2 separate regions of the Mus musculus genome follow, and region 2 is linked to region 1. A link is a contact called in ENCODE Hi-C or POLR2A ChIA-PET data. All regions are on one chromosome and are shown on one strand. Each heading gives the region's core, a stretch centred on a gene start or an enhancer-like site at or near the end of the contact. The rest is flanking DNA. Distances are from core to core; before and after follow the strand shown.

Evidence for each region. A loop is a pair of places that touch in the nucleus more often than their neighbours do. ChIA-PET counts read pairs that join two places held with the same protein, here RNA polymerase II (POLR2A).
Region 2: a loop to region 1 is called in a map of CH12.LX, with 2.2 times the contacts of the local background. The contact joins the enhancer-like site here to the promoter of 4933407G14Rik in region 1. A Hi-C loop is called at or near these places in 1 of 37 maps with a recorded cell type or tissue (CH12.LX). POLR2A ChIA-PET finds 5 or more read pairs at or near these places in 1 of 5 experiments (embryonic stem cell).

Annotation. Positions count from the first base shown.
Region 1 is chr10:75,446,447-75,452,328 of GRCm38, reverse strand. 4933407G14Rik (RIKEN cDNA 4933407G14 gene) reads right to left here and starts at 2,819. Exons shown (of 3, transcript NR_045841.1): 1 at 1,876-2,819.
Region 2 is chr10:75,506,691-75,512,572 of GRCm38, reverse strand. It overlaps Gucd1 (guanylyl cyclase domain containing 1), which reads left to right. Exons shown (of 6, transcript NM_175133.2): 2 at 417-501; 3 at 1,287-1,452; 4 at 2,450-2,541; 5 at 2,740-2,981; 6 at 3,604-5,759. The coding sequence ends at 3,695. Among named protein-coding and RNA genes, the nearest start is that of Gucd1, 7.7 kb to the left of the region's middle. Within about 2 kb of position 2,778, at least 1 of the 3 ENCODE cell types and tissues checked has a DNase peak (open chromatin) inside an H3K27ac peak, as active enhancers do.

The DNA.
Region 1 (5,882 bases), core at 1,570-4,069:
AAAGTTGCAATCACAGAATGGTGTGTCCCCTCTCCCCCCTCCTGTCCCCCGATTTTTAGATAGGGCTTTACTATGTAGTGCAGACTGTCTCAGCACATGACAAGTAGACCAGGCTGGCCTTGAACTCACAGAGATCCATCTGCCTCTGCCTCCTGGATGCTGGGATTAAATGTGTACATCACTTTGTCCCACTCAGGATAAAATGTTTTATCTCCAAATTATGAGTCCTTTCTGCCCACTAGTGTAAGATCTAGTGGAGGTGGATTCAGGTGCTTGGTTCCCTACAGTACATTCCCAAGGGGCTGGTGGTTGCTTGGACTGATCTGTGCCACTCAGGGAGGGTGAGCGAGAGGAACTGGATTGCACAGATTGTGAAATCAGTAGAGATTGTAGCTATCCCTCATTCACTGAGGACATGCAATTACACCCTCATTGGACAAAGTCGGGCATCAATGACATCATCTTGTGTTCATCCATTTCTTCTCCAGTTCGGTTAAAAGTCTTGCTGTCTAAGGGCTGGAGAGATGGCTCGGCAGTTAAGAGCACTGACTGCTCTTTTAGAGGTCCTAGGTTGGGTTTCCAGTACTCATGTCAGCTTATGCTTTCCTGTAACTCCAGAGCCAAGCCTGGTACCCAGTGTCCTGCCTCTTAGGCCAACTTGATCTTTGTAAAAGCATAGAAATACCAGAGCTGCACTGGCCTTTTGCCAAGTCCCTGCAGGAGGTCACACAGCCAAGCAGCTCTCTGAATTCCTCTCTATTCTTAGCCTGAACTCTCAATGACTCTGATCTCCAGCCTTTCCCTCCTCTTCCCTTTGCTTGGCTTGTTGTGTGTGTGATTTGTGTTTTAATAAGTGGAGCTACGTGTAGGAAACAGGCTTCAGCCAGTCCCGCTGCAGACACCCCCAAAAGAATAACCTTGAGACAAGAAGGCCTGAGAAAATAATTGGCTTCCTTTCCTCTCAAGTGACCTAGAGTGTCCAAGAGCTGCTCTCTCTGTCGCCGGTCACAATTGCCAATGGGGCTTAGGCTGCCCATGAAGAAGGCGAAATCACCAGGAACAAGTTTCAAGGGGGACTGGCTGCTCGTGATTGCCACTGAAGTCTCATTTTGATAAAGACAGAAGCCAATTCTTCCCAGACCGAACATCTGCTTCAATTCTGCTCCTCGAGTCTTCTTCCAAACACGAACAAACAGCTTGTTTTTGGCACAGTTCTTACTTCTCAAAACCGACTTTTTTATCTGTTTGTCCAAACACCTGCTCTGTCTAAACAAAAGGCCAAAAGGAACTTAAGTGGTTCCGGGCTTCCAGTTTCTCAAAAGGACAAAACCAAGAGAGGTTGCAAGACGTGACAGTGGTGTATAAAATGACCCATGAGAACATCTCTCTCACATTCAGGTCAGGCAAAGGTTGCTCTAGGCAAGAAGTCAGAGGAAGAATTGGAGTCGGGTCTTGTGTTTCCGATGTCCATTGCTGTGGCACACATTATGCTACATTGGATATTACTGTCTGTTACTGCATAACAGATTACTTTAATATTTGTGCCTTCAGACAACAAACGTATTATCCGACCATTTCTGTGGTCGAGGGTCTAGGTTCAAGAACTGGGTGCCTCAGGTTATAATTGAGCTCTCATCCTAAAGGCTGGATGGGGTTGAAGGGACTCCACTGTCAAGTTCACTGACATGGTCCTTTGTAGGGTTTGGATCCCGGGATGCAGGCTTCTCTATAAGACAGCTCTAACACTTTCTTACAGCGAAACAGTTGAATGAGCAGGATAGAAGCCCTGGTCCTTTGGCTACCGCATCTCAGGAACACCACCTACCATGATTGCTCTCCAGACAGTCCTCAACGTACAGGTTTTAGAACGCTTACCTTTCAGGTGGTATGAAGAGCGCACATGCAACCACTGTGGGACCTGTGGCACTGCTTTGAATCAAACGTGTTTTGTGTTGGATTATTCCCATCCGTAGGCTAATACAATTGTCCTGAGCTATTACATTCAGTAGGACAGACGTTTGCAATGCATTTCGGCTTCCTGCTATTCCCAGCTTTCGATGAAGGAATTTATTGTTGTAAACCAAGAAACTCCCTGTGCTTTATATTCAAAGAAAGTTACTAGTTTTAATTCTCATATGGGAATGTGAATACCAAGAGACAGTGACCATTGCACCGTCTGTCTTAGAAGATTGTATCATATCCTGCCATATGGATTGGATTTAAATATACACATGGGTGTCAGAAAGATTTCAAGGACGTGTTCTTTTGTAATTTAGTCAGAGGTTAACAAGAAACTATAGCAATTGACTGGCCAACCTTGGACTAGGTGTTCAATACCAAGCCAGAGAATTAAATTTTATCCTTGAGCTATGTCTTAACAGTTACAGAGCATGTGGGGGAAGGGCATTTGACTGAATACAGATGTGAAATTAATGACCCTCCCCCTTTTAAATAAATAACAGTTTTTCAAGCACCCAGCATAAAATGAAGCTGGAAATTGAGACTTAGTCATACACCTGTGTATCCCAACTGATGGAATCTCCTTATGCACTCTGGGAGTCTGCTGAGCCTCAGGGACTTGGGATACATAGACAAGAAGGCAAATGTGGCATTTGAGAGCAGACAGCTCATTTCCCATGCCCCTAAAAGTTCAGGAGCTTATTGTATACTTAGACTGGATTCCATTGTAACAACTGATCCTGGCCAGTGGGCAGTATTTCCCTCTCCCTCTCTTGGCATGGATGCCTCCTAGAACTGTATCTGTATAGCTACACACCCTGAGTATGTAAGAGCACATGTTCTGGCTGAGGTAGGTGTGTGTGTGTGTGTGTGTGTGTGTGTGTGTGTGTGTGTATGAACTCATAGTGAGAGAATGTTAGTTGTGTAATGAAATCATAATGTGACATCACAGAAGGAGTGGTTTAGACAACAAACATTTATTCCTCAGAGTTCTAGTCGCTCCTAGTTCAAGATGGGGGTGTGGGCAGGTTTGGCTTCTCTTGAGGTTTCTTTTATGGGTGTGCCATGGCTGCCTTCTGTGTCCTTACATGGCCTCTTCTCTGTTCACGAATGTCCCCTGTGTCTCTAACACATGTTGTTGTTAGATCAGGGCTCTGTCTGGCTGTGCATCTGCCTCGCCACTGGAATGCCGCTCAGGGAAGACAGAAAGCAGACCTAGGGGACTGACTTTGGGCTCTGCGCATGCCAGACAAGCACTGTGCCTCTGAACTACTTACCTAGATCTTGATTTGCAGCAGAGTCTCACTGGTTCTGGCTAGTCTTGAGCTTGCTATGCAATCTAGGATAGCCTTGGATTCCTGCCCTAGTTTGCTCCCCTGTTGGTTGAATAAATAGGATGATCTGATCCAAGTTGGGAGAGCAAAGGGTTTATTTGGCTTACACTTCAACATTTCAGTCCTTCATTATGGGATGTCAAGGCAGGAAGTCTGAATAGGAACCCAAGATAGGAGCCTGGAGGCAGGGACTGAAGCGGGAATTCATGGAGGAATGGTTTACTGGGCTTGCCTCCCATAGTGTTCAGCTTGCTTTCTTTAAAAGAAAACATTTTAAATTAAAATAGAATTATAACACTTCTCCCTTTCATTTCCTCTCTCCAGCCCCTCCTAGGTCCCTTCCCTCAAACCTCTCCCATGGGCTCACATTCTCAACTTGATAGCTTCTTTTTGATAATCTGTCTGTCTGTCTCTCTCTCTTACACACACACACACACACACACACACACACACACACACGCACGCACACATACCTTGCTGAGTCTGTTTCTGTTGTTTGTGAGTGATGGTTTCAAGGCTGACCACCCTGCATTGGAGAATCAAATGGTTCTCACCTCTTAGGAGAGGCTGATACTCCTTCCCAGTGTTGCCTGTGCCCTGGGCTGCTCTCTGCCTGACCCTACCTGCCCTTGGGAGTTGGTGTTGAGGTAGTGCAGAGTCAACGGAGACTCTGGGAGCACGTGAGAAACGCTGCAGCAAGCTTTCTAAACACTGCTGCAAGCTCCTTTAATACCCTCGTTGGTCCCAAGGAAGCACCTTTTCTAAACAGCAGATCTTGATTGGTTGGCATTGTCTGTACCAGCAATCCTTGGTCTCTCAGGTAGTCTTCAATTAGGTTCTCCTGCAGGAGATACGTTTGGGGCTGTGTGGCCCCTAGAGGCTGTCCCACTATTCCTGCTACAGCCCAGTAGTCAACAGCTGCCTGTAGTTCTTTGTGTAGGAGTGAGAGACTGTGAAATGACCCCCCCCCCCATTCATGTGAATATGCCCATTGCTATTGTGATTGTTCCAGTCTTATTTATGTAGCTGTTTTAGGAGAGACTGTCTCACAGCAGACTTCCTGGCAGTCTCAATCTCCTAATCTCCGCCCCCCCCCCCCAAGCTATAGATGCAGGAGCTATGTAGCTATGTGTCTGTTGTTGCTTGGCTCCCCACAATCTGTTGATCTCTGCACTGTATCCAGCTGTGAATTTCTGTGATGGTCTCGTAATTATGCTCATCTAGAGAGATAACGTTCCCATGGATCTGTAGAGTAGATCCTTGACGTGGCTGACATACACTGAAGACATCTTTGGCTCCCCACACTTGGCTGCTCACAAACACTGGGCAGCACCCAAATGTGGACACCTGCTGCAGCTGCCGCCCTTCATGACATTTGTGGTTTTAATCTTAAATGGGCTCGAGAGTTAAACGTCTATAAAATTTCAAAAGGATATTGTCCCTACAATTCTCCCTAAAGTGAAGAACGTGGCTCGTGAAATAGCTCCGTGGGTAAAAGTACTTGCCAGGCAAAGGTGAAAACCTTACTTTGATCTTCCCAACCGCGAAAAGAACCAACCCTACAGCACTGCCTTGCCTCCACGTGCAAGAGCTGAGCCATTTCTCCAGCCCTCTCCACCTTCACTTTTGAGACAGGATCCCCCACTACACTTGCCAAGTGACTGGCTATGCAAGTCCCCGAAATTCTTGTGTCTCCACCTCTTCAGCTACTGGATTATAGGCACAATCCGTCCCAGCCAGCTTCCTAAATAGGTAATGGAAGTCACAGCCCAGGGCTTCATGCTTCTGGGGCAAGCATTTCACAAACGGAGCCTTAGCTTGCTGCTAACATTTCTGTTCTCATAACAATAAAAGGTCCGATGTCGGGGAAGCGGCGCTGTAACGACCATGGCTTTTCCTCTCCACTGTGTTTTTGTTTTGATTATCTTGTTTCCCTGTGCATTTATGTTTCTAGGGTCTTATCAGAAGTCCCCCTAATCACCTAATCTCTGTTCGTTATTATCTCGATCCCTTTTCAATGTGTGGCTCACAGGATTGTCTTAGAATTTGTGCTCCTTCTCTGAGGACCTGCTCTGGGGCTGCCAAGCTTGGGATTTCCCATCACCATCAATGTTAGCATTCTTCTAGGCTCCGCCCAACAGTTACCTAGCAACAGCCAGGTACAAGCCTCGCCCCTTAGAAGAAGGGGCAGGCTTCTCCCCATCTACTCTTCACACCACCCGCCACCCCATCCCACGTGACCATGGCCGACCTCTTCCCCCATTCCCCTCTTCCTTTCTCCCCTCTCTGTCCTTTTCTCTCCCCCTTTCTTTACCTCCAGCCCTTTCCAGGTCCCACTCCACTTCCTGGCTCTCTTCGCCCAATAAACTTCCTTTGTACTAGGCCTGTCTCATGGTGGTGATTCCCCCATCCTCAGGGGAGGGAGGGCAGGGGAAACACCTTGCCAGGGCCCGCTGAGGTGCTCCCTCCCATCCGCCGCATGACATTACGCTTCATAAAACACAACAATCACCATCACCAGGGGAATCCCCTCGCTTCCTTCCCGTGAAGTTCGTCTGCTTCCTGGACTCCCTGTCTTCTCATAGTGTG
Region 2 (5,882 bases), core at 1,529-4,028, 60 kb before region 1:
GGGACACAGCTGAGAGGGGCAGCACGTTAGAAGAGTAAGGTCCCAGGGTGGGCATTAGCTTCTAGGGAGCCAAAAGCATGTGTGCAGAGACCTCCCCCCCACCCCAAGTGTGAGTGGTCACGGCAGTGGCTGATGCCGCCCAGAGTGGGCACTGGTGACCCGAAGGAAACTGGACATGCCGGGGCAGCAGCTAACACTACTTTGTTGTAAAGTGGGGACCAACGCCCAGGAAGATCCTGGGTAGGGCTTGCTGGCTGGTATGTAGGAGAACATGCTGGTGGTGTAAGAAGAGTGAGCTGTGAGAAGGCCCCTGAGATCCTAGAGAGTTTCCGTGCAGGCTATCGTGGTGCTTCTGTGGGGAGTGGCATTGGTGGGCACTGTGCAGAGTCTGCGAACTCATTCTCCTTTCTTGGCAGGGGACTTTGTGCAGCTGCCTGTGCCTATCATCCAGCAGCTATATCACTGGGACTGTGGCCTGGCCTGCTCCAGGATGGTGCTTCGGTGAGCGTCCACACCTGCTGTGCGTGGCTCAGGGATGAAACAGGAAGTAACCAGGATGGGAGCCAGCATCTATATGGATTGGCTTTGTTTGAACCCTTGAAGAGGCCCAGCTTCCATTCAGGCCCTGTCATATTTGAAATACGAACAAAGGGTGGGTCAGGCTGCCCAAGTGAGTTCACTCAGGTGATGCCTGGGAGCTTGGGGTGGACAAAGAAGTCCCAGGTGTTCAAGTTGAGTAGCTGGTGCATCTTCCACTCCTCGGATATCAGCCCACTGGGATACTGCATAAATATAAGGACCTTGATAGTTTGAGCCAGAAAGGACTGGTACCCTGTTACCTTCGGCAAGAGTTTTTAACTGGTTGTCTGGAGGCCCAGATCAGTTTTCCTTTGTGTATCATACATACTAGGGTTCTGGGAAAGCTAGATCTTAACAGAGTGTCTCGTGCCTGCAGTTTTGAAAACCACTCCATGATCCAAAGTGCTTCATCTCCGATATGCAGTCAGTGGGGCCAGAGAGAGCAGCAACTTCCCCAGGTTCACATAGTCCATAAGAGATGTAAAAACCAAGATCCAGGCCCTTCGCTCTGGGGGCCAGACAGCATTCCAGGCTGCCTGAGCCCTGAAAGCCTCAGGTTGTACTCCACTCCATGGGTCACTCCATGGGGGTTCATGATAAAGGATTAGAAGTGCAAGCAGTGACTGTGGCACTCATATGGGAGGAGGGAGTGGCTTGGTCTAGCTTTGCTTCGAGAACAAGCTAATCCCTTTGCCCCTTGCCCTCAGGTACCTGGGCCAGCTCGACGACGGGGAGTTTGAAAACGCCCTGCAGGAGCTGCAGCTGACCAGGAGCATCTGGACCATCGACCTGGCCTACCTGATGCGCCACTTTGGTGTGAGACACCGCTTCTGTACCCAGACTCTGGGTGTTGACAAGGGTTACAAAAACCAGGTGAGCAGCTGGCCACTGGGTGGGCGGTGGCAGACAGACAACAGACAGGTGGCCTTGAGGTCTGGCCTGTGTGGGGCATATACACGCTGAGTCCTGACTTCTGTCTGCCTTTCTGCATCTTTCTGCACTGTAGGGCAGGGCAGGTCGAAGGCAGCAGAGGACGCTGATCACGTGACTACTGTTGCCTTGTTTTCTTCCTTCTCATCAGGGTAATTGGCATTCTGGGAGAAGAACACGTTATTAGCTGTCTGTCTGCTTTTCTGCCTTCCTCTGTTTTCCTCTCTAGAAAACTAAAGCCATCGCAGTGGTGGTGCCAACACACCACTTTGTTCCGATCTCTCTCGTAAAGCCAGATCCAGGCTTACCTGCCCTTGAGGCGATCTTGGCCCCAGCGCCAAGGCTTGGCAGAGTAGTCTCTTCTGGCCTTGTTGGCAGAGCTGCTATCACATGGTGGCCAGTGGCAGTCAGCCTAATTCTTGTTTGAACCTTCCATGCCAGGTAAAGAAGGCTACTAAATCTTAAGACAGAAAAGGGGACCTGGGAACAGAATGTCTTTGGCCTGCCTCCTGGGTCTCTCTCTGGTCACACGAGGCCCCAGCACCAAGCAGAGTGTGTTCTGTGAATCACACTTGGCTACACTGGGCTGTGGCTGAGCCTTCCTGGCGGGGGTTAGGAGGACAGCCTTGCCCACCTTGCTCCTTTGCTTTAGGCTCCTGCTCCTCTCTACCAGAAAATGACCTGGTCAGTCCTTCTCTGGGAGCTACTCCAAATCTAACACTTCCTCATCTCTTGAGCATCTTCTTCATGCCCCTGTGTGGTCCTGTCCACTCCCCAGCCAGGGACAGACCTGGCTTTCTTTCTGGACATGCTGGGTAAAGCTGCCCGCCCATCGGTAGGGCTCCTGTATGTTCTTACTCCTATAAGACGGTATTTGTTTCATTTAAATGAAGTGTGCGCATCCAGGGTGGGTGACTGCAGGCTGTCCTTCTCTCTTCAGTCCTTCTACAGGAAGCACTTTGACACAGAGGAGACCCGAGTGAACCAGCTGTTTGCACAGGCCAAGGCCTGCAAGGTGCAAGTGGAGAAATGGTGAGCCTTCCCACCCCACTCTCCTGGTCATAGTGACAAGGCAGGACACGGCCACTTGCAGGGAGCTCAGGGCCGAAGGCAGACAAGCCAAGTCCTTACGTCTTGTCGCACTGGGGAGTGGGTGCAAACTGGGGACATTGGTCTGGGAGATGGGAACAAGGCCACACTGGCACCCCCTGACCTCCCTCCTGCCCACAGCACAGTGAGTGTGCAGGACATCCAAGTACACCTGGCGCAGGGCCATGTGGCCATTGTGTTGGTGAATTCCGGGGTGCTACACTGCGACCTGTGCTCCAGCCCTGTCAAGTACTGCTGCTTTACTCCCAGTGGCCACCGCTGCTTCTGCCGCACCCCCGACTACCAAGGCCACTTCATCGTCCTGCGTGGCTATAACAGGGCTACCGGCTGCATCTTCTATAACAACCCAGCCTATGCTGACCGTGAGTGCCAGGGGCAGGTGGGCCAGGGTGGCCGGTGTTCACTGTCCTCTATGCCCAGACCTTACAACTGTCCCCTAGGCCCAGATCTCATGGCTTTCTCCCTTTCAAGCTGGTATGGCCGATGTCTGTCTCCAAAGCCACTGCTCCTCCTGGGGTCATCAGGGCTTGCCCCTCAGGCCATGCAGACAAACCAGCTGCTGTCCTGGCCGCCAGCTACCTCTCCTCCCACACTACCACATTCTGTCTACTGCTCAGCTCCCCACCTTGATAACTTACGTTCCACGGGCCCATCTCCTGCAGAGCCTGGCTAGAAGTGTTTTAGACTGTCCACCGTCCTCACTGACTACCCTGGTCTGGAGGAGGACTTCTCTGAGCAGACCAGGACACATGTCCTGGAACACACTCTTTTCTTCCCTTCGGGCCTTGCTTTCTCTATCTGCTAACCTGGGAAGGAGTCAAAAGAAAGATTTACCTCGAGAAGGCCAGAATGGCCTAGCTCTCCCTAGGGGAGCTGAGAGGTGACAAGGCAGGTAGAACCCTGACCCCATCCATTCCCCCCGAGTACCAGCAGTGGGTATTTACCCCACCCACTGATCCGTCTCTGTTCTTCCCGCCCGGGCAGGGATGTGCAGCACCAGCATCAGTAACTTTGAGGAGGCCAGAACTAGCTACGGCACAGATGAGGACATCCTCTTTGTCTACCTGGACAGCTGACAGCAGGAGCCTGGCATGCCAGGTCCTCAGACCCTATGTTCTATCTCAGCCAGGCCCACTCAGGATGCCCATGCCCAGGGCAGCAGGCTTCTGGGGTTCAGAATTGTAGCCTCAGCCTGTTTGACAAAGGTCTTGGGAACTCTGTGACTGCTTTGCCCACCAGTGTCATCATGTCATTTGCCCTAAACACCTTGTAGTTGCTGAAGACAACTCAAGAGCATCTAAGGGGAGTATCTCTCACGACCCTAAATTCTGCCTCCAGCTGTGCCCAGTGAAAGACCTCAAGTCTGCCTCCAGCCATGCCCAAGGCAGGAACCCTGGAAGAGAAGCGCACATTTGGGAAGAGCACATGCAGATCCAGGCCTGTGGCTCGGCCCCGCTCAGCCCCATAGTGGGTGGCAGCAGTGCTCTCTCCTGCCTCCTGCGGACTCAGGTCTCTGGGGCTGCTCACTAGGCCTTGTAATCACACAGCACAAGCATACCTCACAGCCACCCTGAGGCTCTCTGACCCTGGGATGCTGAGGCCTTCTTAGCCTCTAGGTACAGTCTGTAGGATGGAAAGCTTTTAGGAGTGGGCAGGGCCGAATGGATGGGAGCGGAAGAGAATGTCTTAGGAACAAGGAGTTGACAAGAGACTCCCCAGAGAGTCCTTGCGTCCACAAGGCCTCCTGATACCAGCTTGGCTTCCCACAGCAAGCTCTAACTCTGAGAGCCTTTTGAGGATGGGTGCTAGAGGGCCCGTGCCCCTAAAACAGCAGGCAGCTTCCCCCCCACCCTGGTGTGCACACCAGGAGTGTTTGCACAGAATACTGGGTGTCTTCTGTCTTGAAGAAAGGCAGTGTCCCCGAGTCACACAGCACAGCAGGTAGCATCAACTAGAGCTAGTTAATGTGTGTTGTTTTGCTCTTGGGATCGAGACTTCAGTTTCCAATGTGTGGGGAGTCAGACCAGAATAGATACAGGTACTTTGAAACCACTAACCCTTCTTTACACGGGGCACATAGGCCAGTCCGAGTTCTTTCTTAACAAGATGGCTGTTCTGGCCTGGCCAGCAGTCTGCATGCTGAAGCTGCACCAAAGACAAGCGAATGGGTCATTTCTAAAGAGACCAGGGAGCCCACTCCTCATGGGCTCTCCGTGGTGAAGAACAAAGGGTACCCCAATGGCCTCTCACCATCACTGTCCTCCAGGGGCCTCGGACTTTTAGTACTCAAGGCATGATGTGGCAGTAGCTGCTTCCCCTACCACTAGCTGCCCCCTCATGGTCGTCTGGGGGACAGAGGTGGTCTGTGTTTACAAGGGCAGTCAAGTCCAGTCACCCATATTACTCATCAATGTTAGACGAAGCCTTGAGCTGAAGGAGGTGCTGTCGGCTAGGCCTCTACTCTGGGTTTCAGAGAGTAGTATTGGTTTCAGTCTGGTCTCATTTCCATTGCCTTAACGCTGGGTGGTCAGGGCCCCAAGGAACTCTGGATCTAAGCTCAGGAGTACACATAGCAGCTATGGGTATGGGTGTCCTCCTCTGGTGTAACTGTGAGACTAAGTGATAGGAAGAAGTAAAGCCTTCATAGCGAGTGGATGGGATGAGGTGTGGCACACATCCCCGGGAGTGCTCGTGGGAAGTGGCCTCCACAGAAGGTAGTCATCTTCATCCTCTAGGACATTTAAAACATGCTCAGTCCCTGGACCCAGATGATGGCTTCTCAGGGCAAGTCATAAGTTATCAGGTCCACTTGTCTGGAAGAATAACAAGAAAGCTGCTGCTTTCGAGATCACCCGCCAGAGGCGGGGCACGAGGCACACTGTGTTATACTGCATGAGCCATGAATTGGGCTAGAGGAAGCCTTGTCATCAGATACTGACCATAGCATGTGACACTCAGACTTCTCAGCTCCTGTGCATCCCAGTGTAGGCTCTGAGGCCACATGGAAACTCTAGATGGTTCTGATCACTCTAGCCACCGGAGGATGAAAGGGATCTTTTGCATAGCAGAGGATTTTATACACAAATATATTTTGTTTGTAATGAGCCATTCTCAATAAATATTCTCACCGTACAGTGGTAGCACCCTTTGTCTTGTCGTCATGAAAGCCCTATTAGCCTGCAGAGTTCCTGTCTCCCCAAATTGTTGGCTTGACTGCTTGGACCCAGGTCCTTGGAATGCTGTATCTAGTTTTAGCTGGGACT